Linked DNA regions of Homo sapiens: regions 1 and 2 are each linked to region 3. A link is a loop called in an ENCODE intact Hi-C map of the cell type or tissue named here. Cell type or tissue: OCI-LY7. All regions are shown on one strand.

Region 1 (8,000 bases), 430 kb after region 3:
TGAAGTGTGTGTCTCATCTCTCTCCAAGTCTCTTTGCCACTTTTCTTGTTCAAATCAGCCATGCCAATGGTTTTCTCATTTTTTTTTTCAGCCCTGCTGCATTTTTCTTTAAACTCTCTCCCCAACCCCTGTTGTTCCACAGCCATCCCCCCAAAGGTCTATAAATAGCCCGGGTATTAAAAGCTGAGATGTGCTTGGTCACACGTCCACATCCACTCCTTTTAGATTCCCACAGAGGCTGGGCTGGCGAGACCCTGAGGGGGCAAGGCAGACAGGAGACTGAGTCAGACACAAAGGCAGGCACCTTCCAGCTCCAGCGACAGGCCCCTCTGCCCCTGACACAGCACTCTCTGGTACTTCCAATCTCACCAGGGCCCTCCAACCACACACAAAGCTAAGACCCAGAGACAGAACACCAAGAAAGCCCTGTGTATACCAGCCATCTCAAACCACCCAGTCAACGCGTAGAGCTACTGATGAGAATGTTTGTAAGGAACACAAGAGGTACGAGGGCTCCTATTACAGGGTACTGCCAGCCACTGACCACGGAGTCTTTTAGAGCTGGCAGTTCTAGGAGGAGCATTCTGTACAGCACCAACTGCCCCTTTAGTAACCACCTGAGCACTGCTGGGGGCTCAGGTCTCCTGCGGAGCAGGCCTGGGTTTCCCTGGCCCATCCAGTGTTCAAGCATCTCACACGAGGTGGGCCTAGAAGGTTCTCTCGAGCAGGTCAAGGCCCTTGTCCCGCAGCAACTCACAGTTCAGAGCGGAGATTGTTACCACAGGCAGTTAATTTCCAAGGTATGACTTGTTTAGGGAATATAAGAATCTGGTAACACCAGGAAAGGTGAGAAGCTGAGACCCACAAGTTCTATCTGAGTTCTATCCCGGCTTAGCCTCCTACTGGCTTTGTGACCTCGGATAGGTAATTAGCAATCTAAGACTTGCTTTCCTCATCCAAGCTGTGGGGAACTGCTCTGAGAATCAGTAATGTAAGCAAAACACTGCTTAATCAATGTATGGAAGTTCTACATTAGTTATGACCTATCTTGGCCTGGGGTGGTGGTTCCAAAGAGGAACTTAGAAACAGACTTGGCCATAACCATGCTTCATCAGTAACTAGCTGTGGGAACATGGCTGAGCTATCCAGCCTCTCTGTGCCTCAGTTTCCTCATCTGTAAAATGGAAATCTGTAAGCAGCACCAGCCTCATAGTGTTGCTATGACATGGATTAATGAGATACCCTCTTGAAAAGATCCTGGCCCCTGACACGTGCCCTCCCTGGGACGTGCTTGGATCCACCGTGGATCTGGGAACAAGGCAGGCTCCAGCTGAAGGCCTGTGGACAACCACCGAAGGGTGCAGGGGCAGGACCCTGAAAGCTGCTTCCAACTCAGGATTTCAGTTCTGAGAAAGCAAACCTCATGACCAGTTAAGATGCAGCAGGAACAATTCAGTCAGAAAAGCCACCCCTCAAATCCTCAATTTCTTTCTCTCTACTGCAAAAAAGCCCCTAAATAGCAAATTGTTTTTAAAAATAAAACGGCAATATTAAAGAGGGCATAATTATGTCAACAGCATGAAACTCTGTCTTTTTAGAGTTAGTTGGGGGAGGAATGGTTTGCAAAGCTACCCAGGCCTCTGGCTGGCTTGGCACTGAATCCCGTTATAAAAGCCCTGAAGTGCTAATAGAAGGTTCCACTGTTCCCAGACTTTCTGTTGTCACTTTTTACATATTCACTGCATAGACAAAAAAGCAAGAGCTTAATTTTTTTTGCAAACTTAAAGGAAGAAGTTTAAGAACAATTGGAGTTGAAGGTAGATCATTATATCTCCACGGCCCCAAACTCCACTCTGGGGCACCTGGTTTTTTGTCTCAGTGGCCCCCACGGGGTTGTTGTGTGTGTGGGAGTCATTCAGGCCCCTCCTTGCTGTCAATCTTAGCACAGACCCTCACTCTTGCTTCCTGCCACAGTCTTAGACCTTGCTCTTGGATAACTTACAGGCTCAGGGAATCTCATGACTGCATCCAAAAGACCTCCTGACTGGCTGTGAGTCTTTGCTCAAGGCTCAGCAGTAATCGCCTTGTAAAAATAGCAAATGGGGCACTCTCTTTGTCCTCTTCGAGCCCTCTGCAGCATAAGATGTCCCTGGACAGACGGCCCAGCCTCCAGGGTGCACACACTGACCCACAGTACCCGAGATCCACACCTACCCTGAGACCTTCACACAGAAACCGAGACATCTGAGGGCTTCTGGGCCAGCAGCTCTTGCGACCAGTTTCATCCCAGTGCTTAATTATGATCTAGCATACTTTTTAGTTCAAAAGCTCTTTTAGGATGTAATGTAAAATGGAGTTTTTAGTAACTCTGGTAAATACTCGTGGTAAATGTTTTGGAGAAGCCAGGTTGTAATCACAGGGCCAAGTGGAGGCATTCACAGGGTAAGAGAAATTATCAAAGCAGGCAAAAGGTCCCGAAGACGTGATATGAGGTTGTGCATGTGGATGAAATCCTGTTCTGGGTGACCTACCCTACCCTACCTGGCCTCCGAGGGGCCTTGAGGAGAAAGCAGGAAGACTGCTGTGCCAGGAAGGCAAAGGAAGCCTTAACTCCACGCACATGTCTCTGCCCCTTTGACAGGAGGTGGAGCTATTTCTGGAAGGCAGAAAGCTTGCCCGATGTCACAGAGGTGGAAAGTACTGGAGCCAGGATCTAACCAGGGCTCCCCGCCCTGGCTCTGCTTGCCTTTCTTCTCCACTGCAACCCACTACCCAGCGTGTACCAGGTGGGCTCCAAGGCTTCACACAAAAAGGCTTTTGATTCCATGTGGCCCTGAAGGCCTCAAATTGGGCAGACCCTGAAGCCTGGAGGTTTGGGGTAAATTACATTTACTTCAGACTAGGGCATAACCAACCAGGGTAGGCTAAATTAATCTCACCAAAAAGGAATGTAATTCTGCCATTATTTTTAGTTCTGTTTTAAATTAATGATATTATTTCTTGATATAAGGGATAACTGAAGCACTACACATGATTATATGGCTCTACTCACCATAAAGAGAACACGCATAATAATCCTGTTCAATTATAGTGACTCAAACCTACTTAAAAAAAATGTGCTTAATAGCCTGCATTGTCCCACCTGAAGTGTTTTGTTGTTAGCCTGGGAGCAGTTCAGTGTCCCCCACCACAGCTGAGGCTTGACCCTGAGGCCTGGTCTCAGCTCCCCAGGACGCAGCACACTGCCCAGGGCTATGGAGATGAGACTTGTGGCCTGATTTCAAATACTGGAGGAGCCCCCACTGTCTGAACACAGCAAAGAGTGTGGCGCAGGTTCAAGGGGTGGCATGGGAGCCGGGTGCCCCACCCTTAGTGAGACCAGACCCAGAAGGGTGTGGCCTGATAGCCTTGGTTTCCGTTGCAGGGAGTCCTGAGGTCCTGAGTACCAGGAGCTCAGGGCAGTGCGGATGACTTGGGAGAAGCCTAGCTGGTTGGGCCAGTTGCTAGGGCTGGATGCTGGAGGGAGAACCACAGGGTTGGGGGAGTGTGAGCTGGCAGTCTCCAGGGCTACCTGCTGGGCTAAGCATCCCAGTTGCTCCTCCTACTGAAGAGACTCTGTTGCGCAGGAAAGGCAACTGTGCTGCACACTAGAGGGTTGTCCCAGTGGCCTGAGAGGTGTCCCTAGACCCCCGCCAAGGTTGGTGCTTGTACCTGCCCTGGAGAGCCTGGTCACGGGCTTGCCAGACCCAGCCATACCCAGCTCTGCCGCCCCCAGCCAGGGTGGTGGCAGAGTGCAGGACGGGATCCCTGGGAATCCCGCCCATGGCCAGGGAAACCCTGGTATTTCCCCACATCAACAAAGGCCAAAAATTCCACTGCTATTATTGCAACTGCCTCTCAACTGCAAGCGCCACCTACTGGCCTGTAGGGTGAACTGCATAACTCAAAGTAATTCCTGCTGACAGTATACAGCGGTGGGGGATGAGATAAGCCTCCTGAAACCTCCACCTCCCCATTTCTCTGTAGGAGACAGTGAGTCTGACCACTGGTCCAGCACACTGTTACTACAACCTACAAACAACTAGCATTTGAGAAAACCACTACACTAAAGCTATCTATAACCAAGTAATTCATAAAAGCCTTGGCCCCCTAAAACTACAGAGAAGCCAAGACAAAGGAACTTAACCAACATACAGAACAGTCACATCCTCAAGGTGGGGGAGGGAAGAAAAAATACCAAGCAAATGAAAGTAAATTCAAAAATAAGTAGTGACCGCTTCTACAGATGAGAAGAAACCAACACAAGAACTCCAGCTCCATGAAGAAACAATGTTGTGACATCCACATTAGCCCTCTAGCAATGGCTCCTAACCACAATGAAAACTTTGAAATGACAGATAAAGAATTCAAGATATGAAGTGTAAGGAAGCTCAATGAGAGCCAAGAGAAAGTTGAAAACCAACACAAAAAAACCAGAAGAGTAATTCTGGAGATGAAAGATGAGATAGATATATTAAAAACAAACAAAACAACAACAACAACTTTTGGAAATGAAAAGTTCACTAAAGGAATTTCAAAAAACAGTTGAAAGCTTCAACAATAGAGTAGACCAAGCAGAAGAATTTCAGAGCTTGAAGACTAGTCTTTTGAATTAGCCCAGATAAGAAGAAACAACAATTTTTTAAAAAAGAATAAAGCCTTTGAGAAATGTAAGATTATTTAAACCTAGGACTTATAGGTATTCCTGAGGGAGAAGAAAAAAAATAAGTTTGGAAACATATTTAAGGGAAATAATTCAGGAAAATTTCCCCAAACTTGCTAGAGATGTAGATATGCAGATACAAGAAATTCAGAGAACCCATTAGAGATACTACAGAAGATGCACATTCACCAAAGAATGGTCATCAGATTAATTCAAGGTCAACATGAAAGAACAAATTTCAAAAGCAGTTAGATAGAAGTGTCAAATCACCTATAATGGAAATCCCATTAGACTAACAGTGGACTTCTCAGCAGAAACCTTACAAGTCAGAAGAGACTGGGGGTCTATTTTTAGCCTCCTTTAAGAAAAAAGAAACGTAAGTCAAGAATTTTATATTCTGCCAAACTAAGCTTCAAAAATGAAGGAGAAATAAAGCCTTTCCCAGATAAGCCAATGCTGAGGGAATTTGCCACTACTAGACAAATCCTACAAAAAAATTCTCAAAGGAGTTATAAAAATGGAAACAAAAGGATGATACTCACCATCATAACAGCATACATAAGTAGACAAAGCTCACTGTATAAAGCAATTACACAACTGAGACTACAAATAAACCAGCTAACAACACTATGACAGGAATAACACTTCAAATACCAATATTAATGTTGAACATAAATGGCCTAAATGTTCCATTTAAAAGACATGGACTGGCAAACTGGATAAAAAAACAAGACCCAGCCATCTGCTGCCTACAAGAGACCCACCTAACGGCTAAAGACACCTACAGACTCAAAGTAAATGGGTGGAAAAATATATATCATGCAATGGAAAACAAATGTGAGCAGGAGTAGCCATTCTTATATCAGATAAAACAGACTTTAAGCTAACAACAGTTTTAGAAAAAGAGACAATGAAGGGCATTATATCATAAGAATGCATTCAATACAAGAGGACATAAATTTTGGAAATACGTGTGCAAGCACCAAAGCACCCACATTCATAAAACAAATACAACTACACCTAAAAGAAGAGAATGACAGCAATACCATAATAGTGGGGGGCTACAACACCCCACTGACAACAGTAGACAGGTAACTGAGGCAGAAAGTCAACAAAGAAACTCTGAACTTAAGCTAGACCTGATCAAATGGAAATAATAAACATTTATAGAACATGCTACCCAGCACCTGCAGAATATACATTTTTCTCATCTGCACATCAAACAAAATTGACCAGATGCTTTGCCATAAAGCACATTTCAATAAATTTTTTAAAAAATCAAAACCATATCAAGTATCTTCTTGGACCACAGTGTAATAAAATTAAAAATCAATACCATAAGGAACTCTCAAAACTGTACAAATACGTGGAAACTAAAAAACGTGCTCCTGAATGACTTTTGGGTAAACAATGAACTTAAGGCAGAAAAAGAAATTTTTTTAATGAAAATAGAGACACAACATATCAACACCTCTGGAATACAGCAAAAGCAGTGCTAAGAAATAAGTTTTATAGTGTTAAATGTCTATATCAAAAAGACAGAAAGTTCTCAAATTAACAACCCAATGTCACACCTCAAGGAACTAAAAAAACAAGAACAAAACCCAAAGCTAGCAGAAGAAATGAAATAAAGATCAGAGCAGAACTAAGTGTTATTGAGACCCCAAAAAACAAAACAAAACAAAAAAACCCACAAAGGATCAATGAAATCAAAAGTTGGTTCTTTGAAAGGATAAATAAAATTGATAGCTAGCAAGTTTACCTAAGAACAAAAGAAGATTCACATGAGCACAATCAGAAATGAAAAAGGTGACATTACAACTGATACCACAGAAATACAAAAGATCATCACAGATTATTATGAACATCTCTATCCACACAAACTAAAAAACCTAGAGGAAATGGATAAATTCCTGGAAACACCCAACTTCCTGAGATTGAATCAGGAAGAAACAGAAATCCTAAATAGACAAGTAGGGGTAATAAAATGGAATCAGTAATTATAAAAATCTTCCAATAAAAAAAAAAAAAAGCCCAGGACCAGATGGATCCACAGCTTTTTTTTTTTTTTCCTTTCCTTTTTTTTTTTTTTTTTTTTTTTTTTTTGAGACAGAGTCTCATTCTGTCTCCCAGGCTGGAGTGCAGTGCAGTGGTGCAATCTCAGCTCACTGCAACCTCTGCCTCCTGGGTTCAAGTGATTCTTCTGCCTCAGCCTCCCAAGTGGCTGGGACTACAGGCACGTGCCACCACACCTGGCTAATTTTTGTATTTTCTAGTAGAGACAGGGTTTTGCCATGTTGGCCAGGCTGGTCTCGAACTCATGAGCTCAGGTGATCCACCCACCTCAGCCTCCCAAAGTGCTGGGATTACAGGTGTGAGCCACCATACCTGGCCCTACAGCCAAATTTTAACAGCCATACAAACAAGAGGTGGTCCCAATCTTACTGAAACTATTCCAAAAATTTGAGAAGAAATTCTTTCCTAACTAATTCTACAAAACCAGTATCACCCTGATACCGAAATCAGGCAAGGACACAACAAAGTAAGGATACTGCAGGCCAATATCCCTTATAAAAACATAGATGCAAAAATCCTCAACAAAATACTAGCAAAGCAAATCCAACAGTACATTAAAAAGGTAATACATCATGATCAAGTGGGTTTAATTCCAGGGATGCAAGGATAGTTTGACATCTGCAGATCAATAAATGTGATTCATCACATCAACAGAACTAAAACAAAAACCATATGATTATCTAAATGGATGCAGAAAAAGCATTCAGTAAAATACAACACCCCTTCATGAAAAAAACCCTCAACAAACTAGGCACTAAAAGAACATACCTCAAAATAATTAGAGCCATATAGGACAAAACCACAGCCACTATCATACTGAATAGGGAAGAGTTGAAAGCATTTCCCCCTAAGAACTGGAATAAGATAAGAATGTCCACTCTCACCACTACTATTAAACGTAGCACTGGAAGCCCTAACCAGAGCAATCATGCAAGAGAAAGAAATAAAAGGTATCCACATTGAAGAAGAGAAAGTCAAATTTTCTGTGTTCATTTGATGGCATGAGTTGTGTTTTTTTTGTTTTGTTTTTGTTTTTTGGTAGGGTCTGGCTCTGTCACTTTGCTGGAATGCAGTGGCGTGATCTCAGCTCACTGCAACCTCCATCTCCTGGCCTCAAGTGATCCTCCCACCTTACCTTCCCCAAGTAGCTGGGACTACAGGCATGTGCCATCACACCCAGCTAATTTTTTTTGTACTTTAGAGATGAGGTCTCACTATACTG
Region 2 (8,000 bases), 64 kb before region 3:
GATTTGTAGGCCTGTTGGCTAAAGCCTGTGAGTGCTGAGTCACAATGAGCATTTGCAAAAATGAAGTTGAATAGGAAATATAAAAGTGAATCACATGGAATTTTAAAATGTAACTATGTATTTTTCAATAACTACCATGGGCAATTATGAAGAATAGCATGAGACAGACAGACATCACATACGAAAAACACATGCCACTCCAGAAAAAATTATTCATTCCATCTTTTGCTCTCTGGAATTTCATCTGATTTTCTGGTTTTTAGAAGATCAATTTGATCATCGCCTCAGTGGAATGGTTAACCTTATATATTTAACTTTATATTTACCTAATCCAAATTAAATTTAAAGCAAAATGTAGGAGATATTAGTCCACAGCAAAATTAATGAGAGTTTTTGCTAAATTTTAATGATCGAAAATCAATATCAAGGATACCATTTTTAAAATCTTTAACAATTGCACCACTTCAATAAAAGCAGTATAAAGTGACCTTTAAATGGGATTTTTTTTTTTTTGGTAATTGGTAGAAAAAGGAATGAAATGGAAATACACAACGCTGTACTCAAGTCTGACTACTGGATCTAGAAATGCAAATAGTGACAGTACGGAGAAGAATATTGAGTCTTGTCAGAAAACTACCATTTTATTGAACCATATCTAAAAATGATGTGCAAGATTTTTGATAAAATTTATTTAAAGTATGGTTTTGCCAAATGTGTAAAATACCCCACTATAGACTCCAACGTGTAAATTGAATGGTAATCGTTTAAATAAAAGATTGAAATATTTAAAAATTTAACATTATTGACCAGGTGTGGGGGCTCACACCTGTAATCCCAGCATTTTGGGAGGCCGAGGCAGGCAGATCACGAGGTCAGGAGATTGAGACCATCCTGGCCAACGTGGTGAAACCCCGTCTCTACTAAAACTGCAAAAATTAGCTGGGTGTGGTGGCACGTGCCTGTAATCACTGCTACTCGAGAGGCTGAGGCAGGAGAATCACTTGAACCCGGGAGACGGAGGTTACAGTGAGCCAAGATTGCACCACTGTACTCCAGCCTAGGTGACTAGAGCGAGGCACCATCTCAAAAAAAAAAAAAAGAAAAAAAAAGATTCTTGTTCATATAGCAAGCTGAAGTTGATGATAATTCCATTTGAATACATTTTTTAAAATGTAATTTTTTTCTACTAATTCTTAACATGTGAATGTTAGTTCTAAAACTTTATTGGTATATTGGTATTTTTAATTTACATATCATGTGGTAAAATGGCAAATAGCTCAGGGAGATGATAATTTTTTTATTCCAGTTTACATAGATCCACTTAATTTGTTGATTATAAGTCAGCTGGCAAATGAAAAGCTATGTGGGTTAGTCAGCACTGCCACATCTCAGAATTCTTCAGCATACTATTCACAGTGGAAGCCTCCTGTACGTAAATGTTCCTTCCAAGAGCTCACACAAAGACCTATATGTGAACGTTTATAACAGCTTTATTCATGATCTCCAAAACCCAGAAACAACCAAGATGCCCTTCAGCAGGTAAATAGATAAAGATACTAGAGTATGCCCATACAATGGAATACTACTCAGCAATGAAAAAGAACAAACACAACACACAACAATATAAATGAATCTGAAATACATTTTGAAAGCAGCCAGACCCAAAAATTTATTATATGATTCCATTTATTTGACATTCTGGAGAAAGCAAACTACATCCTTAAATAGTCTCTGTTTAAAATCACAAACCTTTAAAGGACAATTCCTATGAGATATCTGTGAAGGCTTTTGTCTTAATTAGAGAAATACTGTAATAATTTGATGTTTATTAACTTAATATAAATAACCCAGTTGCCTCTCTTCTCTTTTTTGAAGTGTGAGTTCAAGTTCTAGAAGTAAATATATTCCTCTCTATACGTAAGTAATGTTTCTCAGTCTTGTAAAAAAATTTTAGATTTATATTTTGGTTGTAGTTGCTTTCAGCTCACGCATGTTGTATTCACTTTTTAAGACAACTTATATATTGTAACACATTTCTAATGTTTGTGTGGCACACAGTGCCTGTTTAATGTCAGAAGTCCCATCTAAGGTTTGATTTTGATGAAAGAAAGAAAGAAAAGAAAGAAACAAAGAAGGAAGGAAGGAAAGAAAGAGAGAAAGAGTGGTATTTTTCTGTTTTTCCAAATACATTACCTTTTGAAATAAAATACCTTGGATGCTACCACTATTGAGTGTTATGAATCACAAAAACTGTTATAATTGCAGAAGGGATGAGATGCTCATTAACAGCATGGAAATATCACCTCTTAATTTCTACATTTAATGCCGGCTTTCCATGGATGGCAAAAAAAAGTACATTATCTGCCAGTTGGGGTCTTCTCCTGGTTTTTAGATGGAAGAAGAACCTTGAAACAAAACAAAGTAGATCCAAGAATATGGAGGAGGGATCTGGACCTTTAGTCCTGGCCCACCCCTCTCATTACTCGGCCTCTTCAGTTCTGCAGTTGACTAGTGTTTCTACCAGTGGCCCCAGAAGTCCTTGAAACTCTCTGATTGGCATTAACTCAGCCTCTCAACTTTCTCTCAGGCCCAGGGGCACGTGGCTTGTTGCCCAAGCTCCTCTGCACCTGTGAGGGTTTCCATTCACCAGGAGCCTTATAATCTCTGGCACACACCAGCCTCTTCCTTGCCCAGCCTCCAGCCGGTCTCCAAAGGAGTTGTGCTGGGGCTGCAGGAACAGCCCGCTTCTTTGTTCAGAAACACAAAACAGCCCTTACTGTCACTCTGGCTCAAACTTAAGATCAAGGAGCATGCCACCGCTCATTCTGAAGAAGAGAAAATTATCTTTATATTTTTTAAGGAAAATTGTTCTATCATTATGCTTTACATTTTGCATTTTGAGCCTTTGATCTACTTTGGCAAATAAATTTCCTTTGGAAGTTAGAATACTGTTCAATGGTTTCTTCTATGTTTCTTATACAGAAATATATGCCTTCTTTCCTTTCCATTCTAACAGTGGTCATGTGCAGTCTACAAATGCTGATGATGTTGACAACCCCTTGGGAGACATCGCATCGCTAGCCAAGCAGCGGTACTCTAAGCCTCTTTATACAAACACAAGTCGGTGAGTTCCATTCATGATTATTTCACTTGTTTTATTACTAAGGATGAAACATGATGATGGACTTTACCATAAATGAAGGAATTTAAACGTGGCTTTTATTGAACATTGCTGAAGAAGAAAGATACCTGCTTCCTAAAAGAAATGTGGTTTGTCACAAAGGAGATTTTGGGGATTGACTCACTTGGGGCCCTTGAGCAAGTCACTTTATCTCTGTGACTTCAGTTTCTTCATCTGAAACTTGTGAGAAAAAAAATGCCACCAAGCAAGGTGATCGTGGGGGGATCAATAATGTTTGTAAAGTATCTGAGACGCGGCAGATCACTAACAGAGAGGAATCACTTTTTTTTTTTTTTTTTTTTGAGACGGAGTCTCGCTCAGTCGCCCAGGCTGGAGTGCGGTGGTGCAATCTCGGCTCACTGCAGACACCGCCTCCTGGATTCACGCCATTCTCCTGCCTCATCCTCCCAGTAGCTGGGACTACAGGCGCCTGCCATCACGCCCTGCTAATTTTTTCTATTTTTAGTAGAGAGGGGGTTTCACTGTGTTAGCCAGGATGGTCTCGATCTCCTGACCCTGTGATCCGCCCGCCTCGGCTTCCCAAAGTGCTGGGATTACAGGAGTGAACCACCGCGCCCAGCCGAGAGGAATCACTTTTACACATAGGAACTTGAAGGCTGTCGTGCTGTGCTTCGTCCTGAGGAAGGAGTCAGTGGGCTGGATTCTTCCATACATTCTGCAAGGAAATCATTGCTACTACACATAATAATTCTAAAAATCTAAAGGAAGGATATAGGAAGAAAGCTAATTTAAAATATTCAGGCACAACAATTTAGGATTGTTTCTTCTTTGATACGTATATCTAAATTTTGAAATGTTGTATGAAATATTCTTTCTAAAGAATCAAAACATATTATTTGGGGTCATTTCTTCAAAGAGAGTGAAGAGCAGTATGGCAACATTTTAAAGATTTGGTGTAAAAATGAACCACTTAACTTCAATAAATTTGGGCATATAGCATTCCTGCCTCATCTTGCTGTTAATTTCTGTTTTTAAGCAAATGATATTTTGAGCGAATCATATAAAAGAATTGAAGATATTAACTGTACTTACCTGATTTGGGCACTAGAGGGCCTCCAAGGTTGCAAAGTTTCTTCTTTTGATTCGCTTTCAATTTTTAACGGAATCTTAACCTGTTAACACAAAGAAATGTTTTTCATTTTTATTTATAAAATATTTATAGACACAGAAAGATATAGTGTCACATATAACATATCAAATAACGTAAGTAAACTCCTGTGTATCCCCCACCTAGTAACATACAGAATCTTACTCAAATCTTTTCAGCCATGTGTGTGGCCCCAATCTCATTGCCCATGCCTTCTGCTTCCCCAGCTCAGAAGCTATACTCATTAGACTTTATGCCTTTCTTTTGCTTACTTTTCTTTCTAGTTTTGATACATACATATGAATCTCTAAACAAATTATTATGTAGTTTCCACAATACTGCTTGAGCTACAAAGCAAAGTACAGGAGAATATAAACAATATGATGTCATTTGCATAGGAGCACATGCGCCTACTTTGTGCCAAGTAAGGTACAGAGAGCCATCCTATTGAAAGCAAATATGTCTCTTCTTGAATTTTTTTCATCTTAAAGTTTCTTGAAGAGAAATGGCTTTATGATAGTATCTTTAGGGTCCTTTTTAATGATTGGTGGCACTTAATCATGGCTGGGAAACACTGCTATACCCCTGCCTTTTCAGTGAAAGCCATTTTTTTTTTTTTTTTTTTTTTGAGACAAGAGTCTCACTCTGTCACCCAGGCTGAAGTGCAGTGGCGTGATCTCGGCTCACTGCAACCTCTGCCTCCCGGGTTCAAGTGATTCTCCTGCATCAGCCTCCTGAGTAGCAGGAATTACAGGTGCACACCACCATGCCTGGCTAATTTTTTGTATTTTTAGTAGAGATGGGGGTTTCGCCATGTTGGCCAGGCTGGTCTGAAACTCCTGACCTCAAGTGATCCGCCTGCCTCGGCCTCCCAAAGTGCTGGGATTAAGGTGTCAGCCACCACACCCGGCCCAAAAACCGTATTTCAGGCAAGGGTCAAGGCCATTTACTCTCTAGTTCAAGTGGCTTCAGCATTGGAATCACCAATTTTTCTACAGGGCAAAAGTTTTAAAAATTTCCTTCATTAGTTGATTTTGTTTTATGGTTACTAAGTCATCTGACATGCTCTGTGTTTTTTATATTGGTAGTGATTGTGCTAATAGCTTAAAAATAGTAGTTTTTATTTTTATTGTAGAACTGAATCTGATCATTAAAGAAAAAGTATAGAAATATTAATAACAATGACAATATAACCAAACTCTTATTCATAACCATTATTAACATTTTGGCATATTTCCATCTGTCATACACACTTCTAATCTTGCTTTTGTATATTTACATAGCTATGATCACACTACACAGAACATTTTTACCACTATAACATTACCACATAATTATGGGTACATGTTTTTATGAGCTTATCATAGCTTCTATTTGTGTAGATGTACTGTAACTGCCTCATTCACTTAGGTTACATATGTAAATTGTTTCCATATTCTTTATATGACTCTTTCTTGATTTGAAATTATTTACTTAAGTGACATTCCTTCAAAAGGATTCTGGGGTCAGAATATGTAAACATTCTTAAAAAGTTCTTAAACTTATGGCTATCATTTTCTTGAAGTGTTATGTGAATTTACAGAGGTTTGGTGAGCCAATGGTTATGCTCAGTATTTATGCTCACCTTTAATAGTAACATTGAAGCTCCACAAATAACTTTTTTCCAAAAGTGTTCATTATGAAAATAATTCAGATATTTTTGAAGTGTAGAAAGTAAAATATCTCTTTCATTTTCAATCCCAATATTAAAAGTTTGATTTCTTTTTAGACTCTTCCCCTCATGCATTTATGAATGTGTGCAACATATATGTACAAGTGTATTGTGTGTGCATGGATAGGTGGAGTGTATGTGTGTATGTAAGATTGAAATATGCACTAGATATTTTTGCATATTAAAATCTTTTTAATGGCTAGATGTATCCCACCAAATCTATAACAAGTTTATATTGCCCAAGCCCTGAATACTTTTCTTGTTGTAAACAATATAGCAAAAACAGCCTCTACATATATGTTTGTACACTTATCCATGCATTCTTTTGGAACAAATCACTAAAAATGAAATTGTTGCCTGAGTTTTCTTATTAAAATTATTTTTGAATTTGGTAGGCATGCCCAGTTACTAAATGGCATTTAGAGTTCAGGAACTCAAAATGTTAACGCAGTTTCTACTGCAGTTCCTAACTTATTATAACTTGAGACTAGTTTAGGAAATAGAAAGAATCCAAAATAGTCATTGGGTTCAACAAAAATTATTGAAGCTCAGTATAGCTAAACAATTATCTTTGTTTCTTCAACAAACATGAACTGTTGACCGGATCTGGGTAGTGTTCAGGAATTTTTTTAAAATGATGCAAATTCATCCGCACTTATAATCTGTGTCAAGCAGAAAGTTAAGGTAAGACTGAGATGAGAATCCTGCTTTTTCAGGCCTGGCACGGTGGCTCACACCTGTAGTCCTAGCACTTTGGGAAGCCGAGGCGGGTGGATCACCTGAGGTGAGGAGTTGGAGATCAGGCTGGCCAACATGGTGAAACCCCATCTCTACTAAAAAACACAAAAATTTGCCAGGCTTGGTGGTGAGCGCCTGTAATCCCAGCTACTAGGGAGGCTGAGGCAGGAGAATCGCTTGAGCCTGGGAGGTGAAGGTTGCAGTGAGCCAAGATCGCGCCACTGCACTCCAGCCTGGGTGACAGAGGCCCTGTCTCAAAAATGAAAAAAAAAAAGAATCCTGTTTTTCAAATCTGTTGTTTTTATCCTCTTCAGTATAAGATCCATATTCTTTGCAAGGGCTCGGTGAACAAGTTTGAAGATAAGCTCAGTCCCTTTTAGTAACCATTTTACAGTCCCATATAATTTCAGTGCTTTGCAGTCATGAGTCATCAGTACAAGGAACATAAAAATTGAATCATCTGTAATGGCAGATCTCTGTCCTTTCCCAAGGATATGGAAAGAGTGTTGGGGTACTTTTTCTTTTGTAACAGACTCTATTGTAGATTATATATACATATATATATATGTATATATATATATGTGCGTGTGTGTGTGTGTGTGTGTATATGTGTGTGTATATATATATATATATATATATATATATATATATATATATACATCTTACATATATGGGAGAGAGCCCTGAGATCTAACATATATGCATCTCACACTTGTATTTCCAAAGAATAAACAGGCTCAGCAAAGGTGAGGTGCAGGCCCAGCTAACAGAGCAGCACAGCCCATGCCTTCTGAACCCAAACCCAGCACTTGCAGTCACCATTTGCTTGTTTTTCCAAACTAGGCAGCTGCCTATGAGGTACCATCCTCCACTAAGTTATAATCTTTTATCTAAGGACGTTACAAGGTTTCATATTTACTGTGCTTTTTGACCTCAATGATTGCTCTGAGGAAGCATTTGCAAATAAAGAGGAATTGTCCAACATGGACCCCCAGGCAGCCCCTGGCACATGTCTCCCATGGAAAAGGGGGCTTCCCTGTCAGTCGCTGGACTGTGTTGCAGCTTAACAAAATTTTACCACAACCCAGGTTAAAGAATAACTCTATGAATAGTAGTTCCTTAGATCAGCCCAATACTTCTGCCTTTTCAGACTACTTTCACACACTCCCTCATTTGTTTTTCAAATAGTGTGATGAGGCCAGAAATGAAGGTGCAAGTTCTATCCCCATTTTGCAGATGAGGAGGCTGAGGCCAGAGGAAAT
Region 3 (8,000 bases):
GAGTGCAAATTCCAGTCCTGCCACTTAACGGTTTTGCATCTACTCTGTGAGGCTCAGTTTTCTTATCTGTAAAATGGAAAATTAATAAGAACCTTGCAGGGTTGTTGTGAGCATTGAACAAGATGATGCAATTAGAGTATGTCATGTAAAAGAGGCAATGAACTGTTCCAAAGCCTAGTGGCTCAGAAGAGCAAGGAGTTGCTGTCTCTCAGGACTGTGCGGATTGTTCCCTGAAGAGTGTGGCCTCAGCTCATCTGTGCAGCTTCTTTGAGCTGTGGGGTCAGCAGAGCTGGTGGTCACATGTCTGGCAGTTGGTGGCTGCCTCAGTTCTTCTCCATGTGACTCTCTTCCTCCAGAAAACCAGATAGGTATTCCTTCCTAGTGGTCTCAGGGCAGTTTCAAGAGGTCAAAAGCAAAATCTGCAAGAGCCCTCAAGGCGTAGCTTCTGGAATTTGCACAACTCTGTCTCCATCCATTTCATTATCCATTGATGTCAGTGCAAGTCACAGGCTGCTCCTGAGTCCAGACTCCAGGGATCAGGAAATGGACCCCACTTCTTGATGGGAGAGCCCCAAAGCCACATTGCATTCTTCTGCTCTTGTATGCTCACCTCTGACACTATCTACTGTCATACACCATCTTCAAGAGTAAAAATAGAAGAGATAGAGATTACTGACTGACACTTAGCATTCCTAAATTTTGAATCTGACCCTGGGTCAGCAACCTACCCCTGCAAGCTTCCCATGGGAAGCTAAGCCTCAAGAGAAAATCCCTGGGTGTCACTGTTGGCCTCAAAGCCACGTAGAATCACTTCAGTGACACCACTTGCCTGAACTGAAGGGAGCAGGAGTAAAACTACTTTACTTCTTTGTTTTCCTCAGCCTAGCCCTGTTATTATCCTTACTCCTTTGATGGTAGCAGGAAAAATGTTCAGCAAGGAGAAGCAAATACAAAACACAGGAACCAGAGCAAAAGCACAGAACAGTGTTCACCCTAATGCCTGTTTATTTTGTATCTCTCTGTCTAATGCTCACCAGAACTACATGGCCCAATCAATATCCCTGGACTAGACCAATACAAAAGCACTCCTCTTCCTTGAGGATAATGAGGGGAAGAAAAACTAAGGGAGGTAGGAGCTTCCCCCTGCTAGAAGTCACCTCCCAAGGCTGAGGCCAAGCATTTTTCCATTTACTCATTCAATAACAATTTATTAAGCAACTATTAATCTTTTACCCCAGGCACTGCTCTAGTACAGAGATCCTGTGTGTCAGTGAGGAGCCTGCACTTTTCTCGTACGATTCTCTCTCTGAGCTCAGCATGGCTGGCCATGCATTGTAGGCTGCTGTCCAAGAGGCTTGCCCAGGCCAGAGACCACCCCAGTGCTAACTGTGCCTTCTCCCCCAGGCTCCATCCCGCACACTGCCTCTTTCAGATCTCTTTCTCTCTCCCTTTGTAGCTCTGTTCCTTCTGGAAGGTGGGGAGGCTCTCTTCTCCCCTCTGTCTACCCAGTAAATTTCCATTTACCCATCAGTTCTCCATAAAAGATTACCTTCCGCAGTGAAGCCTGGCTGGCTCCTGGGCCGAGTAAAGCTCCTCTGTTCTATGGTCTTGTATGATAGGTTCCTCGCCTTCATAATATTCTCAGTTGTAACCATACAGTCATTTATGTGATACTTTGGTTAATCTCCATCTCCCTCCACGAGGCTCTATGCTTTCTGCAAACAAGCACCATGGTCATTTTCTCTCAGCGCCCTATTTCCAGTACCCAGCATAGTCCCTGCAGCAAGCTGTTTATGATCATCGTTTGCATAAGTGAATGGATGGATGAATGAGCAAATCTCCCTGTGTGGTCTGCAGAGGTATCCCCTGAGCCTGTTGCTGGGAATGTAGGGCCCTAAGACAAAACCTTACCTCAAATGAAGACGTCTTCCTAAAAGGCTCAGATCCATCTTTCTCTCATTTCTTTCAGGTCCTCAACCAAGAGCCCCAGGGACCTCATTTCAAGGGTCCCTCCTTCTGTTTCTCACAGGAAGACTAGGAAATACTCGTGCTAACAGATTCCATTGGCTGCCTTAACTGTCCCAAAATCCCAGAATCAGCCCCAATCCTTGCCTTGTTATAATTCAGGTACAGAGAAAACATAAAGACGTTCACAGTTGTAGAGTGATAAAAGCAAATGCTCTTCCATTGGGCCCACAAGTTTTGAGCACCCACTGTGTGCCAGCACCAGCACTCACAATGAAGCAATTCTATGCTGGGATTTTTTGACATCTTAAAATGCCACTTGGTAGTGGTTTGCTAAGAGGGACAAGAGGGAGGATCATGAGTTGAAAGCTGCTGTGGAAGACAGTATAGTTTTCTGGTAAAGACGCATCCAAACTCAGAAGAAGCACAGACAATCTACGACTTCCTGTTGGCTGCTCTTCCAGACAGTCTGACTAGCCTGCCGACATAGCCCTGGTTTTTGAGGGGAACTTAAGCCCTGCATTTAAGGGCCTAGATCATCGCTGCAAGTATCAAAGAACAAAGAGCATAGTCATTAATTTCTAGAATGATGGCTGTAATGAGGAGATGCCGACCTGAAGTCCCAGGAAGGAGGAATTAGCAGCCCACATTTTGTCTTTCCATTGACTGTTGTAGGGTTACAAGGAGAGATAAAGCAATGAGAGTGGCACTGGTTGGCTGTGCTTGCCTTTTAAATATATATATATATTTAACAAGCCTTCATTTTGTCCTAAGAGAAATCAAATGCTGCATTTAGGGGCCTGCAGCAGAGCACAGAATGGGTCGCTGGCCCACTCCTAGCCTGAGCTGCTCCTGACCTTGGAGTTGAAGCTTACCTCGCTGCGGGAGGTCTGATAAGGCGATCTCTGCTCTCCTCGGAGATGCATAAGTGCAGACAGCCAGAGAGTGCCGTGGGTTTCCACCAAGGCCAGGCTATTCGTCATGGGCTCTCCTTGTGGACTGTGCAGGTCTGGGTGGGGGTGGGATTTTAGGAGGGAAATAATGGTGAGGAAATCCTCTCCCTCTCACACTAAAAGTATTTTTTCTTCCCCTGTGAGTTGGGAAAAAAATGGGAATTTTACCAAAATAAATAAATAATAATGATTGCAGAATTACTGTGCTGGAGCTTTTAAGAGCCCAATCTGCAAATGGGGTAAACGGCCACCAGATGGCAGTACTGACCAGGTCCTTGAATCAACCAATGCGGAGCCCACAGACAGAATCCCGCATCACGCTCTCAGGGAGGAAACTGAGGCCAGATCCCATGAAATCATTCGCCAGATGTTAAAAAAAAAAAAATCAGCTGATTCTATTCAGCGTGGCTCTGCTTTCTACAGGGGTCAAGTCTATCACATTGCTATCTTAAAGGACTTCACAGTTGTAGTGATGGAAGCAAATTCTCTTCTTCCATCAGCCCACATGTTTTGAGCACCCACTGTGTGCTGGCACCCAGCCAGGCACAAGGATTTGCAGGGAATGAAATCAGCTCCTGCCCTCCTGGAGCTCGCGGAGCACTTGTTTGTCTGTCTGTCTGTCTTTCTTTCTTTCTTTCTTTCTTTCTTTCTTTCTCTCTCTCCCTTCCTTCCTTCTTTCTCATTCTTCCTTTCTTTCTTTCTTTTCTTTCTTTCTTTCTTTCTTTCTTTCTTTCTTTCTTTCTTTCTTTCTTTCTTTCTTTTTCTTTCTTTCTGTCTTTCACTTCAACTTTTATTTTAGATTCAGGGGGTACCCGTGCAGGTTTGTTGCGTGCATATATTGCTTGATGCTGAGGTTTGGGGTACAATTGATCCCATCAGCTGGGTAGTGAGCATTGTGCCCAATAGGTAGTTTTTCAGTCTTTCCCCCTCCCTCCCTCCCTCCCTCTCTAGTAGTCCCCCATGTCTGTTACTGCCATCTTTATGTTCATGTGTGCCCAATGTTTAGCTCCCTCTTACAAGTGAAAACATGCGGTATTTGGTTTTCTGCTCCTGTGTTAATTCACTTAGGATAATGGCCTCCTGCTGTATCCATGTTGCTGCAAAGGACATGATATCATTTTTACAGCTGTGTAGTATTCCACGGTGTATAGGTATCATGTTTTCCTTACCTAGTCCACTGTTGATGGGCTCCAGGTTTGTTTTGCTATTGTGAATAAGCACTTGTTTATTACGATGTACCTAGGCAGTGCCAGCACCAAAGTCTTACCCAGTTGACGGGAGTTCAAAAGGAGACAGCATCGGCTGTGGATGGGGGAGGGCAAGCCAGGAAGAGGGGCAGGTAAGTTCAAAGAGAAGGTGACATTTTAGTATGTTTTGAAGCCCTGTGTGACTCACACTTGCCTGCCAGGGAGGAAGATGAGGTTATTCCAGGCAGAGGAGCAGCCTGGCCAACAAGACCCTGCATAGCTGGCCACGGAAGTCGGCTGAGGTTGCAGTGTGTAGAGTGTGTGCAAAGTGGGGGGTGGGGGTGAAGCTAAAAAGGAACACGGGGCAGCTTGTGAAGGGTGCTGGACCCGTGATGAGTCGCTTCCCTAAACACGGAGCGACTCATCACATTGCACAGGCGTTGACTGGGCTCGGGGAGAATGGGGGATCGAGAGAAGGAAGCACCAGGCATCCCTCCTGGGACTGATGAGCTGGGCCAGATAAATCTGGGATGGAATTGACCTTAGGCTACCCACCCCCAGCCCCCACCAGGCCGATGGGGTCCTTGGGGAGTCCCACAGCACCCTCTATCGCCGCACCTCTCCCCTCACAGCAGTATCACCGGTGAGCTCCTCTGTCCCCTGGATTAGGAGAGGAACCCCCCGGAACGCAACGCTGCTGGAAATGGGCTCCTGCTTTTGTTTCTCTGTCCCATCAGGATCTGCCTAAGCTCCCTCGTGGAGTGGGTACCCTATAAGCCACTGTGTGGTGTGGACGCACGAGGGGCATGAAGCAGGGGCAGTGAGTGAGTGTCCCTGAGTTTTCTAAGACAAAGCAGCAGCGGCAGATGATGGGACCTCCATGGGGAAGGCCGCGATGCCGAGGAAGGAGGGAGAGGTGAGCTCTCTGGCACCAGGACCCAAGGCCTTCTAGTCCACGTTAGGCCGCAGCCCCCACTGCACGTTAGCCTGCCCCTGGGCAGAAACACCCTGGGGTGCACAGTGTATGGGGAGCTCATGCTCCTGGGAGGGTGGCAGGGGAAGAGGAAGGCGCTGGAGCAGGCAGAGATGGAAGCAAGGAGATGTAACGAGCAAAGTTTTCCATCAAGGAGCTTAAAAAGGAGGGGTTAGGAAAAGCGGGTATGAGGTTGTTCACCTCAAACTCATTCATTCTGGGCTGACCCTGTGGCCACTCCACGGCTGGCATCGCTGCAGCACTGGGGCTGAAACTGGGGAGGCTCCAACCAACTCCCCTCAGGGAACGTTGCTTCCAATGAGAGAAAGTTGACCAGAAATAGCAGCAAAGACAAAATCTGAATGTGGATATTTTCTTTCCCACTGGTGCTGGCAAGAGACTTACTCCAGCTGAGTGGCATGGGCCAGCGGGTGTGGCCAGGGAAGGCCTCTTTGAGGAAGTGACATTTGAGCAAGACGTGGGGGAAAGGAGTGGCCCTTCCAGGCCGAGGGAAGGGCAGGGAGGAGATGGAGAGGCGGCCTTGGGTGGGGTGTGGGAAACTCAGTTGGGAAGGACGTCGGTTCTGACTCCCAGAATTAGGGTAGGCCGGGAGGTTTGTGAGTGGGACCTGTCGCGCTGGGGGATGCTGTGAAGCTGACGCGCTCTGTGGAAGAGAGATGCAGGGCACGAAGGGGGAGCAGGGACCGGGGTGGAGGGCCACAGTCAGTCCAGGACAAGAGGCTGGCCACCAGAAGGTGGGTGAGGGAGGCCATGAGGGTTTAAAGTATTGTCCCTCAGAACTAACTGCTGGGTTAGGCATGCTGGGGTCAGGGAGGGAGGATAAAAAATGGGTTCTGGGGTGAAACACCACGGGAAGGCCCAATGTGTGAAATCCCAGCACTGCACAGGAGGCTGGAGGGACAACATCATCAAGACTTTTCTGGCAAAAGATGGACTTCAGCTGAGGGCACACACACACTTTGGTACAGAATAGTACCTCTCAACTAACCGAGACCCTGTCTCCAAAAAAAAAAAAAAAAAAAAGGTGCCTCCTCCTTCTTGGTTCATGCAGTCAGCCCCCACAGCCCAGGCTGTCCTAATTTGCCCTCCCTCCCACCACAGGCTGTCCTTTCCGTGGCACTGGGGCTCTTGGTCTGAGTCATCTGATACAAGAAGCCCTTTGCTTTTCCATGTTGTCGTCTGCCATTCTTCACCTTGTCCCTATTGTGCCCTTCCTTCCTTCCTTCCTTTCTTTTTCTTTCTTTCTTTTTCTTTCTTTCTTTCTTTTTCTTTCTTTCCTTCTTTCTTTCTCTTCCTTTCTTTTCTTTCATTCTCTTTCTTTCTTTCTCTCCTTCCTTCCTTCCTTTCTTTTCTTTCTTTCTTTCTTCCTGTCTTTCTTTCTTTCTTTCTCTCTCTCTCTCTCTCTCTCTCTCTCTTTTTCTTTCTTTCTTTCGTAGAGGCAGGGTTTCACCATGTTGGTCAGGCTGGTCTCAAACTCATGACCTCAGGTGATCCACCCGCTTCTGCCTCCCAAAGTGCTGGGATTACAGGTATGAGTCGCCGTACCCAGCAAGCTTTTCTTTCTTTGTGCACTTAGCACTAATTAAAGTCAGGCCATCGCCATCTTTATTAACTGAGAAGGGCACCCCTGTGTCCTGAGTCCTGTCCAACAACAGTGGATAGAACAAGTCCACAGCCGAAACAGGTAGACCATCTTTTTTGATCGAAATAGTTTTCTTTTCTCTCTTCAAGGAGAAAAACACAGCATGAAAGAAAGCATTTCTGTATTCTGTTCAGAGATTCCAGGCTTCAGCCACAGCTGTGCAGCCATCACTGAGATGCCCTCTGCAATAAGGAACTTTCATGACCTGACTTATTCCACATTTCTCTCAAGAAAGTGTCCTCTAAAAGTATTGGTATCTATTTTTCAGGAACAAAATATTTTCAAACATTTTAACAGAATCTTAGAAAGGCTTCAAGACAAAAACGTAAGGTGGCTTCAAATACGTAACGCCAGGTCTTTATTTTGGTCATGACACCTCGTTTGAAAAAAAGTAATTTATAGGTATATATTATCCCTAATTTGATCATTATAACATAATAAATAATAGAATAAGAGGCAGGTATTATACAGATGAGGAATCTTGTCTAAGAACACAGGGCATACACGTGGTAGATGTGGGTCTAGAGCTGGGGTTGTTTCCAGTCTGATATAGTCAACAGTCAGTGTGGAATCCCAGAACCTGCGTGGGAGACCCAGAGGGGAGTGTTCATAATCGTAAATGCCTGCCTGCTAGAAAGACCTTTGGGGTTTTTCCTCAGAGAACAAAATATTTATTACACAGGGTTGACTGCTATAATTTAGCATATTTTTCATTGAATTGGCAGGTCATGTAGGCAAGGTGGCCTTATGACTCACACAGAAGAAGTGCATACATCTTGTAAGTGTGTAAGACTTAGTTGTCACTTTCATGTGCTCTTTGCCCAGGGTCACTACCACACACCATGTGCTCCAGCATGGTGGCAGGGGTTCACAGCTCCACACATCCTGCCTGTGGACCCCTCGGTGCCTGGCAGTCACTTCCATTGACTCCTGGCTCCCTCTCCCTACTGAGTCTGTTGGTTAGACATTTTCCTTCTGTGCTTCTCTAAGCAGAGCTCACACCTTTCCACTTTGTCTTCTACACACACTGACTGTAGGCTGAGCCTTTTGAAAGACGGGAGGCAGGAGGGACTGAGGACACACACAGCCCAACCCCATCCTTTCTGATGGAGATAGAAGACCTGGAAAGTGATGTGAGTCGCTGCCAGGGCTCATTCATGCCATTCTCTTATTAATGACTCTCTGCAAAAATAATTACCAGAGTCACACTTTGTATTGAAGTACAAATAAAATGATTCCCTAGAGGATGGAAACGATTG

What was found. A loop is a pair of places that touch in the nucleus more often than their neighbours do. Peaks named below come from ENCODE experiments on the same cell type or tissue, not always from the same donor. Only the 100,000 strongest peaks of a DNase experiment are listed, where the experiment ranks them.
Region 1: a loop joins it to region 3, with 9 times the contacts of the local background. A loop is called at or near these places in 4 of 110 quality-filtered maps.
Region 2: it touches region 3 in a loop (5-fold over the local background); 12 of 110 quality-filtered maps call a loop at or near these places.

What each region holds. Positions count from the first base shown.
Region 1 is chr7:50,629,183-50,637,182 of GRCh38, forward strand. The region is part of intron 7 of GRB10 (growth factor receptor bound protein 10); the gene reads right to left. Among named protein-coding and RNA genes, the nearest start is that of DDC, 68 kb to the left of the region's middle. In OCI-LY7, CTCF peaks have their summits at 3,934 (motif pointing left) and 4,166; a DNase peak (open chromatin) is centred at 3,939.
Region 2 is chr7:50,138,265-50,146,264 of GRCh38, forward strand. SPMIP7 (sperm microtubule inner protein 7) reads left to right here. Exons shown (of 9, transcript NM_001161834.3): 6 at 1,876-1,917; 7 at 3,017-3,124. Among named protein-coding and RNA genes, the nearest start is that of SPMIP7, 46 kb to the left of the region's middle. RefSeq lists a silencer at 7,523-7,572. In OCI-LY7, CTCF peaks have their summits at 4,248 (motif pointing right) and 4,454; DNase peaks (open chromatin) are centred at 3,057, 4,257 and 7,897; H3K4me3 peaks cover 563 bases; H3K27ac peaks cover 4,391 bases.
Region 3 is chr7:50,202,352-50,210,351 of GRCh38, forward strand. No RefSeq gene overlaps it. Among named protein-coding and RNA genes, the nearest start is that of IKZF1, 98 kb to the right of the region's middle. RefSeq lists enhancers at 3,252-3,431, 4,212-5,141 and a silencer at 4,448-4,497. In OCI-LY7, a CTCF peak has its summit at 3,161 (motif pointing right); DNase peaks (open chromatin) are centred at 2,430 and 3,190; H3K27ac peaks cover 476 bases.